Linked DNA regions of Homo sapiens: region 2 is linked to region 1. A link is a loop called in an ENCODE intact Hi-C map of the cell type or tissue named here. Cell type or tissue: dorsolateral prefrontal cortex. All regions are shown on one strand. Links, peaks and the distances in the headings refer to the core of each region. The heading gives the core; the rest is flanking DNA. Region 1 has its middle 150 kb from the start of GNAI1. Region 2 overlaps GNAI1 (G protein subunit alpha i1).

Region 1 (11,324 bases), core at 3,371-8,370:
ACAGGCAGAGGTCAGAACAGTTTGGAGGCATTGGGAGAAGACAGGAAGTTGTGGAAAAGTTTGGAACTTCCTAGAGATATATTGAATGGTTTGATCAAAATGCTGATATTGATATGGACAATGAAGCCCAGGGTGAGGTGGTCTAAGGCTGAGATGAGGAACATATTGGCAACTGGAACAAAGGTCACGCTTGCTATGCTTTGGCAAAGAGACTGGCAGATGATTTAGGGTATCTGGCAGAATAAAGCGCTAAGCAGCAAAGCATTCAAAATGTGACCTGGATTTTTATGAAAGTGTACAGCCATTTATGTTCAAAGAGATGATTCGGGATTGGAACTTTCGTTTAAAAGGGAAGCAGAGCATAAAAATTTGGAAAATTTGTAGCCTGACCATGCAGTAGAAAAGAAAAATCAATTTTCTATGGAGAAATTCAAGCTGGCTACAGAAATTTGCATAAGTAATGAGGAGCCAAATGTTAATAGCCAAGACAATGGGGAAAATGTCTCCAGGGCATGTCAGAGATCTTCGTAGCAGCCCCTCCCATTACAGACATGGAGGCCTAGGATGGAAAAATGGTTTCATGGGCGAGGCCCAGGGCCCTACTGCTCTGTGCTGCCTGGGGACATGGCACCCTGAGTCCCAGCAGCTCCAGCTCCAGCCATGGCTAAAAGGGGGCTAAGGTACAGTTCAGGCCATTGCTTTAGTGGGTGCAAGCGCCAAGCCTTGGCAACTTCCATGTGGTATTTGGCCTGCAGCTATGCAGAAGGCAATAATGGAGGTTTGGGAAACTCTGCCTAGATTTCAGAGGATGTATGGAAACACCTGTATGTCCAGGCAGATGTCTGCTGCAGGGGCAGAGCCCTTGTAGAGAACCTCTGCTAGGACAACGTGGAAGGTAAATGTGGGGTTGGAGCCCCCACACAGAGTCCCCACTGGAGCACTGCCTAGTGGACCTAAGAGAAGAGGGCCACTGTCCTACAGGCCCCAGAGTGGTAGATCCACCAACAGCTTACACCGTGGGCCTGGAAAAACTGCAGACACTTAACATCAGCCTGTGAAAGCAGCTAGGGGACTGTACCATGCAGCTCCACGGGGACAGAGTAATATACATATATATATATATATATATATATATATATATATATATATATATATATATACACACACACACATATAAAATAAGGAAATGTACAGCTATTTAGTAGTTAAGTTAATGTGATAGTTATAGAACCAAAATAATAGAATTAGTTATTGATATGTCAACTACACTGAAAAATTTTTGAACAAAATTATTACTTGAATTCTGAAGCTTCCTTGTATCTTAAACATTCTTGTGTAGAATACCCACACACCAATAACTGCATTTTTATAAAGAACTTTAAAGCTTCTTTTATTGTTGCTCCTCTCTTTTTATGTAGGAACAACTGTGTGTGTGTGTGTGTGTGTGCGTGTGTGCATTCTTTCATTATTTAGATAGTGAGGTTGAGTAAATTACCTTGATTAATTGGACTTAATGTCTACTAGAACATTTTTTCAGTTTATTTTCTTTGGCTAGAACACAGAATAAAAAGTAGAAAACAATAACCCTTGTACTTTAAGTAGAGCTTCACTACATTAAATAGTGTATTTGATGGCAAAACCAGGCTGTAAGCTGAAATTCAACTTCAAATTCTTTGCAAACTCATGTCACCCTGTTCTGTTCTATGTTAGGCAATTGACCCAGCAGTAGCCAGATAAAAGGGCTTAGCATATGAGTAATTTAGACCACATCTGTGAAACTCATATGTATACTCTGCATGCATCATAAGCTTTTCCCAAAGTAGAAAATGAAATAAACAGAGATAATTATTGCTGCTGAAAAATTCAGTGCTCTGCAAGACAGATTTTATTTTAACTAGTGCATATTACAGTACATTTATGGAACAAAAGACAAGCTTATGTTTTTAGATTTTGTTTTCACATTCTGTGTGCCATGAATATTTTCTGACCTATGCATAGTAAATGCAATAGGGTGTTTTTCCTGCCTCCCCTTACTTTTTCTCTCTAAAAGATTAACATTAAAGGAAAGCATCGGGGTTACTTTCATTTACTTATCAAACATGTGAACATTGATTTTAGTTATTTAACCTTTGCTGAAGAAATGTAGAGGCATATATGGAGGAAAAAGAATGTCAAACCAGTGCAGAATCCTTTTTTATACAATACTGATGAGAGTGTGGATAAACTGACATTTTAATACAGTCATGGCAGAAATGTAAATTTTTCAACCTTTTTAGATACTAATTTAGCAATATCTACCAAATTTCAACATGCACATAAAATTTGGCCCAGAAAATCCACCACTAGGAATTTATCTCATGGATGAATTTACACAAGTATTAAAAGATACAAGGATATTTACTGCAGTATTGTTGGTTTTAACAAAACAATGAAAAGAAATGTTCATTTGTAGGAGAATGGTTAAGTAAACTACTTTTTGTAAAAGCCAGCTAATGAAATAGATATTTATGTGGTGACCATGATGAAAATAAAGTATGCATATGTACTCATATGTATGTGCTTGTATGTTCACAGAAACTTTCTTGAAGGGTGCATATGGAAGAGTTAGCAGTAGATATAACGGGAAAGAAAAGAATTGAAATTTTCTTGAAGGGTACATATGGAAGAGTTAGCAGTAGATATAATTGGAGAGAAAGGAATTGAATTTTTCTTGAAGGTACATATGGAAGATTTAGCAGTAAATACAATTGGAGAGAAAGGAATTGGTTAGGTGAAGCCTTTTAATTTTCTCTGTATTAATTCTTTTCATTTTTGTTTTTCCATAAGCATATACTATTTGAAGAATCATAATACAATATTTATTAAAATTGTTTTAAAACATAAGATTGATACTTTTTTGAAATGCTTAATATGGTTTGGATCTGTGTCCCCACCCAAATTTTATGTTCAGTTGTAGTTCCCAGTGTTGGAGGTGGGGCCTTGTGGGAGGTCATTGAATCATGGGGGTGGATTTCCTCTTTTGGTGCTGTTCTCATGATAGAGTTCTCATGATATCTGGTTGTTTAAAAGTGTTTGGTACTCCCCCCTTACTCTCTTCCTCCTGCTTCGGTCGTGTAAGATGCACCTTCTTTTCCTTCACTTTCTGCCATTATGGTAAGTTTCTTGAGGCATCCCCAAGCAGGTGCCAGCGTCATGCTTTCTATGCAGCCTGTAGAACTATGAGCCAATTAAATCTCTTTTCTTTATAAATTACCCAGTTTTAGGTATTTATTTATAACAGTGCAAGAATGAGCTAATACACGCTCAAAAGCAAAAGTCCTTCAGATATCAAGATTCTAGATTTTCCCAGCTTAAAATTTTATAATTACAATAAACATCATGGAATATATTTTGAACCAAGATAAAAGAATAGAAAAAGGACTCTAATACTAGCAACTTGATCATTGGGAAAAATCAAGAGTAATGGTAGTAGGAACTTGACCAGTCAGCAATAAAAATTGATTCGAGGATTATTTTTAATTATATTTATCTTATTAACTATGATACTTAGGATTAATATTAGAATTATATGAACTTTCTCTTTTCTTATTGGTAGTGAGAAAACATAAATTGCAGCCATGTTTCTTGCATGTAACAAATGTTCATTAAATATTTGTTAACAATTTAATAAGCCTATATAAAGACATTCAATCATTAAATCAAACTGTAATATCTGACCTATGATTTTATACTAGTAAAAGTTAGGGGAGAGAGGAGATGGAGCAAGATGGCTGAATAGAAGCCTCCACTGATCTCTACACAAAAATCACCCTCAAAAGGACCAAAAGTCATGACACTAATCACAGTACCTGGTTTTAACTTCATATCACTGAAAGAGGCACAGAAGAGGGTAGGAATGACAGCCTTGAATTGATAATGCCTTCCCCTGGCAGTGGCTGCATGGCATGAAGGGAGAATCTGTGCATTTCACGGGTGGAGAGAACAGTGATTGTAGGACTTTGCATTGGAACTTAGTGCTGTCCTGTCACAGTGGAAAGCAACAGGATAAGAATTCAGCTGGTGCCACAGAGGGAGCATTTAGACCAACTCTAGCCAGAGGGAAATCATCCATGCCAGCAGACAGAAATTGAGTTCCAGCAAGCCTTGCCACTGTGGGCTAAAGTGCTCTTACATCCTAAATAAACTTGAAAGGCAGTATAAGCCACAAGGACTGCAATTCCTGGGCAAGTCCTAGCATTGTGCTGGGCTTGGGGCCAGTGGACTTGGGGCAGGGGGGCACATGACCTGGAGAGACACCAGCTAGGGCAGCCAAGGAAGTGGTTGGGCCACCCTTCTGCCAACCCCAGGCAGCCCAGCTTGCAGCTCCAGCAGAGACGCCTTCCTTCCACTTAAAGGGAGGAGAAGAAAGAATGAAGAGGACTTTATATTTCAACTTGGATATCAGCTCAGCCACATAGGATAGGGCACCAGGCAGAGTCCTGGAGCTCCCGTTCCAGGCCCTAGATCCCAGTTGACCTTTCTATACACACCCTGAGCCAGAATGGAACCCACTGCCTTGAAGTGAAGGACCCAGTTCTGGCAGGATTCATCACCTGCTGATTAAGAGCCCTTGGGCCCTGAATAATCAGCAGCAGTACCCAGGCAGTACATGCCATGGGACTTGGGTAACACTCAGAAATGTGCTGGCTTCAGGTGTGACCCAGCACATTCTCAGCTTGGTGGCTACAGAGAGGGAGGAACTCCTTCTGCTTGAGGAAAGGAGAGAGAAGAGTAAGGGGATGATGTCTTGCAACTTGAGCACCAGCTTGGCTACAGTGGGGTAGAGTATCATGTGGGATCTTGAGGTCCCTAATTCCAGGCCTTGGCACTTGGACAGCATTTTTGAAACTGCTCTCGGCCAGAGAGGAGCCCACTCCCTTAAAGGGAAAGTCCCAGGCCTGGGAGCATTCACCACAAGCTGAATGAAGAGCCCTTGGTCCTTGAGTGAACATTGGCAGCCTGGCAGTACTCATTGTGGACATCAGGCAGTGGTAGCCATGGGGAGAGACTGCTCTGCTTGTGGAAAGGGGAAGGAAGAGTGGGAAGGACTTTGTCTTGTGGTTTGAGTGCCAGCTCAGCTGCAGTAGAATAGAGCACCAGATAGGTTCCTCAGGTTTCTGACTATAGGCCCTGGCTCCCAAATAGCATCTTTAGACCACCTGAGACTGTGGAAAACTCACTGCTCTGAAGGAGATGACACATAACTGGCTGAGTCTACCCCCTGCTGATTGTAGAGCCCTGTGGCCTTGAGTAAACATAGGCAGTAGCCAGGCATTGGTTACAGTGGGCCTTAGGTGAGACCCCGTTCTGTTCTGGCCTCAGGTCTGACGCAGCACATTCCCAGAGGTGGTGGTCACAGGGGTGCTTGTGTCATCCCTCCTCCAGCTCCAAGCAGCCCAGCACACACAGAGAGAAATTCTGTGTACTTTGGAGAAAGTAAGGAAAGATACAATAACAAATCTGTCTGGTTATCCAGAGAATTCTTCTGGATTTTTACACAAGACCACCAAGGTGGTACCTCTATGAGTCTGCAAGGGCCACAGCATTACTGGGCTTGGGGTGCCCCCTAATGCAGATATGGCTACAGTGACCAAAAACTTAGATCACAACACCCAAGTCCCTTCAAATACCTGGAAAGCCTTACCAAGAAGAATGGGTACAAACAAGCCCAGACTGCAAAGTCTACAATAAATACCGAACCCTTCAATTCCCAGAAAACTGATGAACATCCACAAGCATCAAGACCTTCCAGGAAAACATGACTTCACCAAATGAACTAAAAAAGGCACCAGGGACAAATCACTTTCAGACAGAAAATTCAAAATAGGAAACTCAATGAAATTAAAGATAACACACAGCAGGAATTCAGAATCCTATCAGATAAATTTAAAAAATAGATTGAAATAATTAAAAAGAATCAAATAGAAATTCTGGAGTTGAAAACTGCAATGAACATACTAAATGCATGAGAATTCTTTTAATATCAGAATTGATCAAGGAGAAGAAAGAATTAGCTGAAAAATAGCTATTTGAAAATACACAGAGGAGACAAAAAAAGAATAAAAAAAAAATGAAGCATGCCTAACAAGGTCTAGAAAATAGCCTCAAAGGGGCAAATCTAATAGTTATTGGCCTTAAAGAGGAGGTAGAGAGAAGGATGGGGTAGAAAGTTTATTCAAAGGGACAATAACAGAGGACTTCCCATACCTAGAGAAAGATAGTAATATCTGAATATAAGAAAGTTATGGAACACCAAGCAAACTTAACCTGAAGAAGACTACCTCAAGGCATTTAATAATCAAACTCCTAAAGGTCAAGAATAAAGAAAGGATTCTAAAAGCAGCAAGAGAAAAAAATATATATGTAAATATATAATGGACTTCCCATATGCCTGACAGCAGACTTCTCAGTGGGAACCTTACAGGCCAGGAGAGAGTAGTATAACATATTTAAAGAACTGAAAGAAAAGACCTTTTATCCTAGAATAGTATATCCAGTGAAAATAACCTCCAAACATGAAGGAGAAATAAAGGCATTCCCAGACAAAAAAAAAGCTGAGAGATTTCATCAACACTACACACCTGTCCTACAAGAAATGCTAAAGGGAGTTCTTCAATCTGAAAGAAGAAAATGTTAATGAGCAAGAAGAAATCATCTGAAGGTACAAAATTCACTGGTAATAATAAATACATGAATATCATAACACTGTAACTGTGGTGTGTAAACTACTCATATCTTGAGTAGAAAGATTAAAAGATAAATTGATCAAAAAGAATAACTACAACAACTTTTCAAGACATAGGCAGTAGAATAAGACATAAAGAGAAATAAAACACATAAGTAGAATTAAAAAGCAGTTAGATGACATCAAAGTGTAGAGTTTTTTGTTTTTCTCTTTTCTTCTTAGTGAGTTCGGTTTTTATGCAATTACTGTTCAGTTGTCATCAATTTAAAATAAAGGGTTATAGATATTATTTGCAAGCTTCATGGTAATTTTGAATAAAAGAAATCTTTTAACAGATACACAAAAAATAAAAAGCAAGAAATTAAAACAGACCACCAGAGAAAATCACCTTCACTAAAATGAAGACCAGAACAAAGGAAAAAAGGAAGAGAAAACCAGAAAAAAACAACCAGAAAACAAATAACAAAATGGCAGAAGTTAGTCCTTACTTATCAATAATAACATTGAATGTAAGTGGGCTAAACTCTCCAATCAAAAGACACAAAATGGTTGAATGGATAAAAAGCAAGACTCAATGATCTGTTGCCCACAAGAAACACACATTGCCTATAAAGAAACACATGGAATGAAAATAAAGGGATGAAAAAAAGATATTCCATGCCAATGGAAAGCAAAAAATAGCAGGAGTGGAAATCAGACAAAATAGATTTTAAGACAAAAACTATAAAAAAAGACAAAGAAGGTCATTAAATAAAGGTCCATTCAACAAGAATATAACAATTTTAAGTATACATGCACCCAACACTGGAGCACCCAGATATAGAAAGCAAATATTAGTGCGACAGAGAGAGATAGGCTGCAATACAAAAATTACTGGAGACTTCAACACCCTACTTTCAGCATTGAACAGATCATCCAAATAGAAAATCAACAAAGAAACATCAGACTTAATTTTCACTACAGAACAAATGGACCTAATAGATATTTACAAGAGAGATTAGCACATAATTGGGGTTTTATTCCTGATACAAATAAGAAAGGCAAATCTAGTGAAGAAATTTGGACCTCTCACTGCTTATAAGGAATTGAATCATGAGAAATTGTGCTTAATTTTGTCTTCAAAATGATGGGTTTATAATTTAAATGATTATGTTAGTTTTCAGTCATAAGTCAGGATTGAGTGAGTTTGGGATTCAGAAGCTTTTCCTGGGGCCTAACTCCTGCTGGTTAGGTTCATCTATAATGAACCAAGTGGGCTACCTCAGGAGTAGATGATGGTTAAAATGTTTTCTTTTTATGCATATTGCCTACTATATTTGTCAGTTTAAAAGATTGGTGTTGGGACACCTGGATTTGTGCCCTTCAAATTATACAAACAATCAAAAAGCCAAGATAAATAACAAACAAACTCAGTTTTTCTCACACTTCTTATTTATGTGAAGTGAAGAGATGTGGAATAATGCCCTTTTCACCTGTGGCAGGTGGGTGTTTTTCTTTGTTTGTTTGTTTTTAATTAGGATCTTGCTGTCATTCAGGCTGGAGTGTGGTTGTATTAGTCTATTTTTACACTGCTAATAAAGACATATCTGAGACTGAGCAATTTACAGAAGAAAGAGGTTTATTGGACTTACAAAATTCCACATGGCTGGGGAGGCCTCACAATCATGGTGGAAGGCAAGAGGGAGCAAGTCACATCTTACATGGTGGCAGCAGGCAAAGAGAAAGCTTATGCTGGGAAACTCGTATTTTTAAAACCATCAGATCTCATGAGACTCATTCACTATCGTGAGAACAGTGTAGGAAAGACCCACTCCCATAATTCAATCACCTCCCACCAGGTTCCTCCCACGACACATGGGAATTGTGGGAGTTACGATTCCAGATGAGATTTGGGTGGGGACACAGCCAAACTATATCATTCTGCCCCTGGCCCCTCCCAAATCTCATGTCCTCACATTTCAAAACCAGTCATGTCTTCCCAACAGTTCCCCAAAGTCTTAACTCATTTCAGCATTAACTCAAAAGTCCACAGACCAACATCTCATCTGAGACAAGGCAAGTCCATTCCACTTATGAGTCTGTAAAATTAAAAGCAAGTTAGTTACTTACTAGATACAGCAGAGTTATCGGCATTGGGTAAATACAGCCATTCCAAATGGGAGAAATTGGCAAAAACAAAGGGGCTACAGGCCCCATGCAAGTCTGAAATCCAGTGAGGTAGTCAAATCTTAAAGCATCAAAATCATCTCCTTTGACTCCATGTCTCACATCCAGGTCATGCTGATGCAAGAGGTAGGTTCCCATGGTCTTGGGCAGCTCTGCCCCTGTGGCTTTGCAGGGTACAGCATCCCTCCTGGCTGCTTTCATGGGCTGGTGTTAAGTGTCTGCAGCTTTTCCAGGTGCATGGTGCAAGCTTTAGTGGACCTACCATTCTGGGGTCTGAAGGATGGTGGCCCTCTTCTCACAGCTCTACTTGGTAGCGCCCTAGTAGGGACTGTGTCTGAGGGCCCTAACTCCACATTTTCCTTCCACACTGCCCTAGCAGAGGTTCTTCATGAGTTTGCTGCCCCAAAGCAAACTTCTGCACGGACATCTGGGCCTTTCCATACATCCTCTGAAATCTAGGCAGAGGTTCCCAAACCCCAATTCTTGACTTCTGGGCACTGGCAGACTCAACACCATGTGGAAGCTGCCAAGACTTGGGGTTTGCACCCTCTGAAGCCACAGCCCAAGCTCTACATTGGCCCCTTTCAGCCATGGCTGGAGTGGCTGGGACAAAGGGCACCAAGAACCTAGGCTGCACACAGCATGGGGACCCTGGGCCCGACCCATAAAACCACTTCTTCCTCCTAGGCCTCCAGGCTTGTGATGAGAGGGGCTGCCGTGAAGACCACTGACATGCTCTGGAGACATTTTCCCCATTGTCTTGGGGATTAACTTTTGTCTCCCCCTTACTTATGCAAATTTCTGCTTGACTTTCTCCTCAGAAAATGGGATTTTCTTTTCTATCACATTGTCAGGCTGCAAATTTTCCAAACTTTTGTGCTCTGCTTCCCTTATAAAACTAAATGCCTTTAACAGCACCCAAGGCACCTCTCACATCCAGGTCATGTCTCTCAAATGCTTTGAGAGGTCAGCATCCTCTCAAATGCTTTGCTCCTTAGAAATTTCTTCTGCCAGAAACCCTAAATCATCTCTCTCAACCTCAAAGTTCCACAAGTCTCTAGAGCAGGGGCAAAATGCTGCCAGTCTCTTTGCTAAAACATAAGAAGATTCATCTTTGCTCCAGTTCCCAACAAGTTCCTCATTTCCATCTGAGGCCACCTCAGTCTGGACTTTATTGTCCGTATTGCTATCAGCATTTTGGGCAAAGCCATTCAACAAGTCTCTAGGAAGTTCCAAACTTTCCCACACTTTTCTGTCTTCTTCTGAGCCCTCCAAACTGTTCCAATCCCTGCCTGTTACCCAGGTCCAAAGTCACTGCCACATTTTCTGGTATCTACAGCAGTGACCCACTCTACTGGTACCAATTTACTGTATGAGTCAATTTTCATGCTGCTGATAAAGACATACCTGAGACTGGGCAATTTACAAAAGAAAGAGGTTTATTGGACTTACAGTTCCACATGTCTGGGGAGGCCTCACAATCATGGTGGAAGACAAGTGGGAGCGAGTCACATCTTACATGATGGCAGCAGGCAAAGAGAGAGCTTGTTCAGGGAAACTCTCATTTTTAAAACCATCAGATCTCTTGAGACTCATTTACTATCACAAGAACAGTGCAGGAAAGACCTGTCCCCATAATTCAATCACCTGCCACTGGTTCCTGCCACAACATGTGGGAATTGTGGGAGTTATAATTCAAGATGAGATTTGGGTGGGGACACAGCCAAACTATGTCAGTGGTGACACAATCTCGACTCACTGCAACCTTTTCTTCCCGGGCCCAAGTGATCCTCCCACTGCAGCCTCTCCAGTAGCTGGAACTACAGGTGCATGTCACTATGCCTGGGAAATTTTTTGTGTGCATGTGTGCGTGTGGATTTTTGTTGCTGTTGTTGTTGTTGTTGTTGTTAGATACAGGGTTTCACCATGTTACCCAGGCTGGTCTCCAGCTCCTGGGCTCGAGCAACCCACCTGCCCTGGCCTCCTAAAATGCTGAGATTACAGGCTTGAGTCACTGTGCCCAGCCTGGTGAAAGTCTTTAATCATTTTTTCTTTCTCTTTCTATTTTCCTACATGTTTCCCCTTCCTTCCTTCCTCCCTCCCCACTCCCTCTTTCCTTCCTTCCTTCCTCCCTTCCTTCTTTCTTTCCTTCCTTCCTTCCCTCCTTCCTTCCTTCCTTTTTTCCTTTGCTTTCTCTTCTTTCCTTCCCCAGTTTTTCCTTTCATTTATTTATGTGAGGCTGCAGGACTTTGCTGAAGATACCACAGTAGTTGTTCACATTTGCCCACTGATAATCACTGATGAGTCACAGACATACCCAAATGTTCTTATAATGTGACCAAGGAGAACTGTGCAATATGTTTATAATAAAGTCTTCAACAAGTCAATTATTCTTAGTCTTTTTGAGTAATAAAGTCCATCTGAAAATATGATA
Region 2 (11,324 bases), core at 5,898-10,897, 110 kb before region 1:
TTGCAGATACTGCCTTTTTTTTTTTTTTTTTAACAAATTGAAGGTTTGTGGCCACCCTGCATCCAGCAAGTCTGTCAACACCATTTTTCTAATATGTGTGCTCATTTTGTATCTCTGTGTCACATTTTGGTAGTTCTTACAATATTTCAGATGTGATCTGGGATCAGTGATCTTTGATGTTACTATTCTAATTGTTTTAGAGTGCCATAAACTCTGCCCACATAAGACAAAGAACTTAATAAATATATGTGTTCTCATTGCTTCACTGGACTGGCTGTTCTCTCATATCTCTACCTCTCCTCAAACCTCCCTATTTCCTGAGACACAGGAATATTGAAATTAGGCTTATTACTAACCCTGCAGAGTGGCCTCTAAGTGTTCAAAGGAAAGGAAGAGTCACAAGTCTCTCAGTTTAAGTCAAAAGCTAGAAATGATTAAGCTTAGTGAGGAAGTCATGTCCAAAGATAGGCTAAATGCTAGTGCTGTTGCACCTGAGATAGGCTGAATGCTAGTCCTCTTGCACCAAACATTTAGCCAAGTTGTGAATGTAAAGGAAAAGTTCTTGAAGGAAATTAAAAGTGCTACTGCAATGGACACACGAATGATAAAGTGAAACAGCCTTATTGCTGACATGGAGAAAGTTTTAGTGGTCTGGATAGAAAATCAAACTAGCCACAACATTCCCTTAAGCCAAAGCCTAAGCCGTATCTAGGCCCTACCTCTTCCGTTCCGTGAAGGTTGAGAGAAGTGAGGAAGCTGCAGGTTCAGGAGCTTGAAGGAAAGAAGCCATCTCCATAAAATAAAAGTGCAAGGTAAAGCAGCAAGTGCTGATGTAGAAGCAGCAGCAGGTTATCCGGAAGATCTAGCTAAGATCGTTGATGAAGATGACTACACTAAACAACAGATTTTCAATGTAGGCAAAACAGCCTTCTATTTGAAGAAAGTCTCATCTAGGACATTCATAGCTAGAGAGGAAAAGTCAGTGCCTGGCTTCAGAGCTACAAAGGACAGACTTACTCTCTTGTTAGGGGCTAATGCAGCTGGTGACTGCTGAAGTCAGTGCTCATTTAGCATTCTGTATATCCTAGAGCCCTTAAGAATTATACTAACTCTTGGCCAGGTGTGGTGGCTCACGCCTGTAATGCCAGCACTTTTGGGAGGCCAAGGCGGGCAGATCACCTGAGGTCAGGAGTTCGAGACCAGCCTGGCCAACATGGTGAAACCCCCATCTCTACTAAAAATATAAAAATTAGCCAGGGGTGGTGACAGGGGCTGTAATCCCAGCTACTCGGGAGGCTGAGGCAGGAGAATCTCTTGAACCCAGGAGGCTGAGGCTGCAGTGAGCTGAGATCACGCCACCGCACTCTAGCCTGGGCGACAAGGGGAGACTCTGTCTCAAAAAAAAAAAAAAAAAAAAAATTATACTAAGTCTGCTGTGCCTGTGCTCTGTAAATGGAAGAACAAAAGCATGGATGACAGCATATCTTTTTTTTTTTTTTTTTTTTTTTTGAGATGGAGTTTTGCTCTGTCGCCCAGGCTGGAGTGTAGTGGCACAATCTTGGCTCACTGCAAGCTCCGCCTCCCGGGTTCATGCCATTCTCCTGCCTCTGCCTCCCGAGTAGCTGGGACTACAGGCACCCACCACCATGCCCTGTTAACTTTTTGTATTTTTAGTAGAGACGGGGTTTCACCGTGTTAGCCAGGATGGTCTTGATCTCCTCACCTTGTGATCCACCCGCCTCAGCCTCCCAAAGTGCTGGGATTACAGGCATGAGCCACCGCGCCCGGCCAGCGTATCTTTTTAGAGCGTGGTTTTCCTAATATCTTAAGCCCAGTGTTAAGACCTTACTGCACATATATAAAGATTCTTTTCAATATATTTCTGCTCTTTCACAATGCACCGCATTATCCAAGAGCACTGATGGAGAGGTACAAGGAATTTGTTGTTGTTGCTGTTTTTAGAGACAAGATCTTGCTCTGTTACCAGGATGGAGTGCTGTGGCATGGTCATAGTTTACTGCAGCCTTTGACTCCTGAGCTCAGGTGATTCTCCCTCCATAGCCTCCCATGTAGCTAGGACTACAAAATGCCTGGCCAGTGTTTTTTATTCTTATTTTTTGTAGAGTTGGGGGTCTTGTAATGTTGTCCAGATTGGTCTTGTACTCATGGCCTGAAGCTATTCTCCTGACTTGGCCTCCCAAGGGGATTATAGGTTTGAGCCACTGTGCCCAGCCTAATGTTGTTTTTACGCCTTCTAACACAGTATTTGTTCTGCAGCTTATGATCAGGAAGTAATTTCAACTTTCATGTGTTATTATGTGAGAAACACATTTTGTGAGGCTATAGCTGCCATTAGATAGTGATTCCTTTAATAGATCTGAGTAAAGTAAATTGAAAACCTTCTGAAAAGGATTAATCATTCTAGATGCCATGAAAAACATTTGTGATTCATGGGAAGAGACCAGAATATTAACATTAACAGGCATTTGAAAGAATGCCTGGGTTGATTCTAACCCTCATGAATGACTTTGAGGGGTTTGGGACTTCAGTAGAGGAAGAAGCTGCAGATGTGGTGGAAATAACAAGAGAACTAGAATTAGAAGTGGAGCCTGAAGATGTGAATGCAATATCATGATAAAACTTTAAGGAAAGAGGAATTGCTTCTTGTAGATGAACAAAGAAAATGGTTTCTTGAGATGGAGTCTTTTCCTGGTGAAGATGCTGTGAACATTGTTGAAATGACAACAAAGGATTTAGAATCTTAAATAAACTTAGTTGATAAAGCAGTGGCAGGGTTTTAGAGGATTGGATCCAATTTTGAAAGAAGTTCTGCTGCGGGTAAAGTGTTACTCAAAGAGCATCACATGCTGCAGAAAAATCTTTCTTGAAAGGTAGAGTCAGTCAGTGCAGCAGACTTCATTATTGTATTTTAAGAAATTGCCACAGCCACCCTCAACTTTCACCAACACTACCCTGATCAGTTGGCAGCCATCACCATGGAGGCAGGACCCTTCTCCAGCAGAAGATGATGACTCGCTGAAGGGTCAGATGATTGTTAACATTTTTTAGTAATAAAGTATTTTTTATTAAGGTATGTACATTTTTTAGACATCATGCTATTGCATAGTTAATATAGACTATGGTAGAGTGTGAACATAATTGTTATATGCACTGGGAAACCAAAAAATTGATATGAATTGATTTATTGCAATATTCTCTTTACTGCAGTGGTTTTGAATAGAACCCGTAATATCTCTGAGGTATACCTGTACAAAAATAAGAAAACTTCATAGAAATCGTTTCAGATTCTACACTGTAATCAAACTTTAAGAAGTTACCACTTCTCAAATTACGATGTAGAATAAGACTATCCATAATTATACTTAAATGTTATTGAATGATCCACCCTTTTCTAACTAAAGTATGTGAAAATGGATTTTCTTCTTATATTTCAACAAAAGTGTAATGTATTACAGTATATTAAATGCAGGAATAGATATGAGAATCCAGCTGCCTTTTATTGTGCTATTTGTAGAAATGCAAAACAGTGCTACTTGTCTTACTATTTTGGGGAGGGAAGGGAAAATATAATTATTCCATTAAAATAGTGTATTCCTTTTTAATAACTAGTTAGCAACTTAATGACTGTGTTATGATAACTAATCAAGAAAAAAGGAGGTGACCTTTTTCTTCTTTTTCTTCTTAGTGGCTCTCCATCTTTAGCATGCATCAGAATCACTTGGAGGAATTGTTAAAACACAGATTACTGGACGCCTCACCTCCAGAGTTTCTTTCTGATTCAGTAAACGCTGGATGGGGCCTGAGATGTCCATTTCTAACCAAATCCTCAGGTCATGCAGATACTGCCATCATAGCTTCAGAACCACTGTTCTACGTATTTCTTTGGCTTATTAGGCAAACTTGTTTTACCTGCCATTTGGGAAGGAAAAATACTAGAATTTTAAAAAGACATGTAGTTCAGGTATAAAGATGCTGGAAGTGTAGTATCCTTAGTTGCCAGAAATTTGGGAATTAATTAAAAATTAAGCAGAACAGTTTGTCAGAAATTATTCAGTGTCTGAGACTTTCCCCTACGTACAAGCTAACAATTTACCATATCACCATTTCATAAATACTGTGAAAAGACCTGAAATTCCTGGGTTAGAGACAAAAAGTTACTTTAATACAGCAGTTATGCCAGAGAATCAGCACTGGTGGTGATTTACCCAGTCCATAAGGGCAGCCTGAACAGTGCCAGGTGATAGGTGCACAAGAAGTGGGTTATGTTATAGTAGAGGAACCCTGACCTTAGGGATCACAATTTTTTAAAAATAAGTCAGTGTCTGACCTCTGTCCCAGAGGATATATTACCTTTATTATACTGGACAGTAAACCTATTTTTTGCCGTAGAAGGAGACATTATCTGTATCTTCTTGTCTCTGCAAATATCCTTGAAAAGATAGGAATAGGTAGTCTGTGACTCCGCTCACAAATGTGAGAGAGGCCCATGAAGAATTGCAGCTTGGCATAGGAAATGTTGAAAAAGTTTGTATATGTTAATTATTTGCCAGTCCTTAATAGAAAACAGCTTAGCAAAAACATGAGCGCAATTAGACTTGAGCTTTAGACAAAGCAGTATATGATTTCCTGATGAAGAAAAACATCCTCTTCCTGTGTGGTTCTAAATTATTTTCATAAATGTGTATGTATAATTGTCATAGGAAGTAAAATTTCTTACCCTTATAGGTCTTACATGAACTATAAAACAGAACATTCTTATAAAGTGTGTGTGTGTGTGTGTGTGTGTGTGTATATAAAGTGTAAATGTGAAGTTAGTATAAGAAGTAATGGTATGTTAGCCACAATAAATTGCACTTGCGATATGATTCTTTTGATTTGGCATACCTCTTCTGCAAAGGGCTGTATAATGTCAAATTTTCCCACATCTTTTTCTACCTAAAATTCTGTAGCTTTCTTTTGTGCAGCATGCAGTGTTTATTTGGCCTTCACTTGGTACAGATGCCTCATTAACCTCCTTTGTTTTTCCCTCATTAGCTCAAGATAATTAAAGTATTACTACTTGGCACAGGGGTAGTCAAGACTCTTTGGGTCAGTGTGACAGAAAGCAACCTCATACCTGGCTCTCATAGCTGGGAAATCAAGGTGGATTTGTCTGCAGTTACGACTAGAGTGATATATTTCCTGCTTGGCCCAGGTCAGTCCAGTTGAGCTTGTGTCCACTTTAACTCTCAAAAGTCCCTACTTTGAAGATAAATTATATGTTCTCCTGACTGGGCTTCATGTAAAGGTTCAAACAGTACTGTCAGGCCTCTCATGTCCTGGTCTTCATTCAGTGATGCTCTCCTAGGTTTTGGCCCATCCTTTAAGGGCATCCTCCATTATGTGATCATTGAAAATGGCTTTTGTGGGCCAGATTTCACATACCTTTTCAGTGCTGTAATCTTTCTTGATAGCTTTCATATAAAAGGGAAGGGAAAGACCAGCTCATTCCTTTGTGGGAGGAAAAAAAAATCACTGTATCTTAAGTGATTGTTTTGTAAGTTTTTATATATATATATTACATGTATATATCTTATATTGTAAAATTTTTGTTTGCTGGTTTATCTATAAGCATAAGGAATTTTATTCCCAATGACACCACTCTCATGGGCCACTTGGAAACACATGACACTTCTTCTTTGACCAGTTGGGTGACTGACAGTCAAACCAGATAGAGTGGTAGATGGAAAGGTCCCTCCAGCACAACATTTAACATTTGCTTAAGTATCTTAGGGACTTATAAACACAAACTCAAATATAGACCTTGAAACTGTATGACACCCTTCAAACATATGGTGTGATTAGAGTGACTTAGAGTTTATCACTATACAAATAAAAACACTGTATTAAAATGTTTTGCAGAAAACGTACACCTGAAAATATGCCTGTGGCCTCTGGTCCTCCACCCTTCCTCATCGAGTGGGTGTGTAGATTCAAATTTTAGAAACATTTTGTCTGTCAGTTCAGTTAGCCGAATGGTCTATTTGACGGGCATCTCAGAAAAGAGCTTCCAGTGCTGCACACAATTCTTTCTTTTGTCCTGCCTTTCTAGGGTAGCTTTGTGTGTGCATTCATTCATTTTTTTAAAACCACATAAATGTATTCTTTCATGCTTCTGCAGCTAAATGTTCAAAATCAAAGTGACAGTGGGGTTGCCTCCTTTGATACATAAAAATTATATATATTTACAGTATACAAGCTGATGTTTTACTATATGGGTACGTAAATAATTAAGTCAGGCTAATTAACGTATCCATCATCTTGCATACATACCATTTTTTGTGGTGAAAACATTTAAGATCTACTCTGTTAGTAGTTTTCAAGTATACAATATGTTGTTATTAACTGTTGTCACCATGATGTACAGTGGATCTCTACAACTTATTCATCGTAACTAAAACTTGGTACCCTTTGACCCACATCTCCCTCCCTCCCCTTCAGTTTCCCCAGCTAATCCTCCTGGTAATCACAGTTCTATGCTGTTTCTATGAGTCTGACTTTTTTTAGATTCTACATGTACTATACAAGTTAGATTATGTGGTATTTGCCCAGGTTTATCCATACTATCACGAATGACAGGATTTCCTTTTTAAGGCTGAATAATATTTCATTGTGTATATATACACAACATTTTCTTCATTCATCTCTTGACAGATAATTTAGATTGATTGCATAAGTTGGCTATTGTGAATAATGCTGCAGTGAACATATCTCATCAATATACTGATTTCATTTCCTTTGTGTGCATACATTCTTGCTCATTGTAATAGTATGATACCTATCTCAGAAGTGAATGGCTCAGGGGATAGTTTTATATGGAGTTAAGATTGGGGAAAGTGGGTCATTTTGAAGCTGTGGATTTTGGATTTGAACGTTTACAGTCATTATTAAATTCTTCTTATATTCCAGAATGTCAGATATCTCCCATGTATGTGTAAATATTTATTTAAATATAAGTTCAGAGCTTCTTAGAACTAAATGGAAAAGATTTTAGATAATTACCTTTGTTGGGGAATGATAATTAAAAACAAAATCTCCCAACCCAGGAATCCTCTTTACAAAAATAGCACAGAAAGAAAATATTTTCATTATTAAATAAGCATTAAACCAGATTGTGATGTACATCTAAGAGATTGAAAAGACAAAAGACCCTCACCCCTTTATACATTACAGCCTATTCAACCCATTACATGCATGTTCACGTGACAAACAGTAAGTCCTCAAGTAAGAAGACTTCAAAGCACCTTTGTCACACATAGCTTACCCTACCTTTACTGTGGTAATTGGGATGACCATCATGTTAGCTAATTGGCCTCATTCATAGGAGAAAAAGAAACTTCTATCTTTAGGACAGAAGTTAGTTTTACATCTTGGAGCAAGGTGCCCATGAAGTCAAGTTCCTACCCTGCCACAGAAACTGGGAGGCAGGATGCTATCTCCCTTGATATTTACATTTCAAAGAGATGGCTCCCAGGTCCTTGAGAAAGACATTCCTGAGTCATAAAGCTGGCAGAAGGCCTATTTTGTTTTCAAAAGAATATATTATATACATTTCAAAGAAAGAGAAACGTATTTCCAATTATAATTTTTCTAAAGTAAATGCTCTAAGAAAAAGGGAGGGAAATGTTTTTCATTTCAACAGGGAGAATTGAACGTTTTATTTTTAATTTATATTTGCCCTTGCACCCCTACTTTATCTACTTCTGTCTTAAATATAAGGACCTTGATCTTATTAATCTTACAGTAGCATTATAATAAAGAGAAAGGATTTTAAATGCATTTATAATTTAGTTTTAGTTCATTGTAGTTTAGTTTTATTCAGTGTTAACATTTTAAATCAGTAAATTCAACATAAAAATTAAGATTTCTTAAAAGGAGAGTAGAGGTATGAGGACTTCAGCATAAGATAACTTGGCTAAATCCCCATGTTGTAGCTGAACAGCCTGTGATGTTGGACACCCTCCATCCTTGAAGCCAGGAAATAAATGATATAAATGTGACCCTAAGCAAAAGTTGACCAAAGGATTTTTTTCTTTGAAAGAAAAAAAAAAAGATACTTGTTTTCTGAGGTCAGAAGTGTTTTTTTGTTTTAAACTTTACCAGCAGATAAAACTAAAATTTCCTATGCTACCCCCAACCAAATCAGAGGCAGACACTGTTTGACTATCACATTGATAGCGATAAATTACATAACTCTCTTAAAGGAATTAGAATCTAGCAAAGGGTTACCTTATATCTTGATTTGTTTTTATTTTTTCTCCCTTCCTCCCACCGTCTTGACTTGATGCATTTCCCTTTCCTGGATCCTACCGGTAGGCTGCTGTATGTTTGAGACCCCAAAATGCCTGTGAGTTCTCTCTCCGGTGTTAATGTGATGGTGCTCCTTTGTCCTCAGCACAGTCTTATTTGCTGGGCTCCATATTTGCTGTCAGAGATGCAGTTTTTCGTTAGCCACTTCCTCCTTAAAGGAGACCAGTGGGCGGAGGGGGAGGACTCCTCTGTGTGCCTGTTACCAGTAGCGAATCTGATGCATCTGCAGCAACCTCAATTCTTACCTCCTCAGAAGAAAGAATTCGGCCGAGGGGCATAAGGTAGGGAGACCGAGAAGTTTTAGAGGAGTGAAAATTTATTAAAAAGTTTTAGAGCAGGAACAGAAGGAAGGAACGCGCACCTGGAAGAGGGCCAAGCTGGTGACTCGAACGGTTATTGTGCAGTTTGGCCTTTTGACTTGAGGTTTTATACATTGGTACGTCCAGGGTCTTGTGTCCCTTCTCCCCTGATTCTTCCCTTGGGGTGGGCTGTTCACATGCGCAGTGGCCTGCTAGCGCTTGGGAGAGGAGCCTGTGCAGTGTGCTTACTGGAGTTGTGCCCATACTCACTTGAGGCATTCTTCCCTTACCAGTCTAGCATTCCTAGAGGAAGGTCATATACCAGTTAAACTCCACCATTTTGCCTCTTAATGTGCATGCTTGAGCTCACTCACCCATCTCTTCAGATCTTATTGGGAAGCTGCTGATCACCAGTTGCAGGTTTTTTTCTATCTATATGGAGACTGCCTTTCCCTTTCACTGGCTGTGACCAATTACTATTTTAGAGAAACATTTAACAACCTCCTGTCCATCACCTGATGGTCACCTGACATTCCTGGTCAGGTGGAACCCTCTCCTGCCCTGCTCATGCCTGACTAGCTACCTACTATAACATCACAACTTTGGCTTTATCGCCACTGGCCAACCATAACCATTGCACACATATTCTCAGCCCTCTGGGAGTCACATTCTTCCCTCTAAACTCTCATTCACTCCACAGTGATTAGTTGACTGATAGTTCCTGTGCCGGCCACTTAGTCACCTTGACCAGCCAGGTTTCGTGACTGCAAATGGTCACGCACTTTGATCTTTCTTGACTGACACATGTTACATATTTCTCTTTTCTTCTTGAAGTTGCTCTTGGTAGATGGGAGCACTTTTCATCCCATCCTGGATTTAAGTGAAAAGTAACAGCAACTTGGCTGAGTACTACTGGAAAAAATTTACCCCCCAACCCCATTTTTTTCTTTACAATATTGTTTCCTGCTGAAGCCATGTTCACAGGGTTAAAAAGAATTCTAGACAGAAATATAGCTATAATTAAGCATTATTCAGTCTGTGCTTTGACCCACTTCCTTGTAACTGAAAGTCACATAACACTGGATACTGACCATTTGCATCCTGGTTGTTCCTATAGATAGTATTTCTGGCCTTAGATTGGATCTCTGGTGTTAGAATCATGAGGCTTTTGTTTAAGAATTGTTTAAGTAGATCCTGAATTCCAATTTAACAGCTGAGGCCATCCAGTTTAAAGACCCTCACAGAAGAACCGAATCAGCCTAAGAATAGTTTCTTCATTTCCCTGTCCTATGGCTTTACCCTGCATTCGTTGACCGTTCAATCTGTACACTTCAACCCACTCCAAAACCCCTAAAAACGCTAGCCCCAAACTCCTCAGGCAGATAGATTTGCGGTTTCCTCTATCTCTGTTCGGTGGCCCTACTACGATTAAACTTCTTTCTCTGCTGCAGCCCAGGGTCTCAGCATATTGACTTGGCATGCACATCAGGCAACGATGTGCAGCGTTACACTCCCAGCCTCCCAGAAGTGACTGTGCTGCCTGAGATTTGTAGAGAACAACTATTTACTCTTTCCTGTATGCTATATGGAGAAAATACCAGTGTTCAGAATGTTGAAACCCTAACCACGTGGCATTTGTAATTTTCCTCTTAGGAGACTCTGTATGGAATTGAGAGTTGAAAACTAATTATGTAAATTGCTAAGCTTTGAAACGTTTTTGCAAAATTTCTGCCTGTAGATATCTATTCCACAAAGAGTATTTTGTGACTAGTAAAGAAAGTACAAATCCAGTTAATAAGACTGCCATCCGCACTCTTTTTTTTTTTTTTTTTTTTTTTTTTTGAGACGGAGTCTCACTCTGTTGCCCAGGCTGGAGTGCAGCGGCACAATCTCCGTTCACTGCAACCTCTGCCTCCCGGGTTCAAGCAGCTCTTCTGCCTCAGCCTCCCGAGTAGCTGGGTCTATAGGCACCTACCACCACGCCCAGTTAATTTTTGTATTTTTAGTAGAGACAGGATTTCACCATATTGGCCAGGCTGGTCTAGAACTCTTGTCCTCGTGATCTGCCCGCCTCAGCCTCCCAAAGTGCTGGGATTACAGGCATGAGCCACCGTGCCTGGCCCCCCACTCTTTAATGTTAAACAGATTTCAGGACTTTTTGAACCACAAGCCATTGACTGGATGTGCAATGCAAAGTAAGCTAAGCGTCCCATGTTCCCATTTATTTGAAGAGATAAAAAGTTAATTAGAATGTAGAGATAATATCTAATAGCAGGAAAATTTGTTTTTTTTTCTTAAGGTTTAAACATTCTCATTTGTACATACATAGTTCAACTGGAAAAATCTTATTCTTTACTATTTCTGATTTTCTTCCTTTCGTGGATCTCAAAACTCACGAGCTTACATCACTTGAACCTTTCTCTGGGCTTTTCAGTTGTTTCACTAACAAAATGGACCATAGTGGCTATTCATCAAAGTTCACTATATCTGTGGTATCACCATCCCTGTGTACGAATCCTGGGATCTAGAGTGTCCCATCATCACAGCATGGCAACCACTGCCTCAACTCACAGTACTCTAGAAACCCAGAGTGGTTTATTAAAGACAGCCCCACTGGAAACTGCCTAGGTTATATTGCTTGGGTGGACCCCCTGG

Evidence for each region. A loop is a pair of places that touch in the nucleus more often than their neighbours do. Peaks named below come from ENCODE experiments on the same cell type or tissue, not always from the same donor. Only the 100,000 strongest peaks of a DNase experiment are listed, where the experiment ranks them.
Region 2: it touches region 1 in a loop (4-fold over the local background); 4 of 110 quality-filtered maps call a loop at or near these places.

Annotation. Positions count from the first base shown.
Region 1 is chr7:80,283,332-80,294,655 of GRCh38, forward strand. No RefSeq gene overlaps it. Among named protein-coding and RNA genes, the nearest start is that of GNAI1, 150 kb to the left of the region's middle. RefSeq lists an enhancer at 140-641. In dorsolateral prefrontal cortex, for the core only: CTCF peaks have their summits at 5,598 (motif pointing left) and 5,797; a DNase peak (open chromatin) is centred at 5,590.
Region 2 is chr7:80,175,540-80,186,863 of GRCh38, forward strand. The region is part of intron 1 of GNAI1 (G protein subunit alpha i1); the gene reads left to right. Among named protein-coding and RNA genes, the nearest start is that of GNAI1, 46 kb to the left of the region's middle. In dorsolateral prefrontal cortex, for the core only: no CTCF peak of the experiment used is centred there; a DNase peak (open chromatin) is centred at 8,714; H3K4me3 peaks cover 1,409 bases; H3K27ac peaks cover 5,000 bases.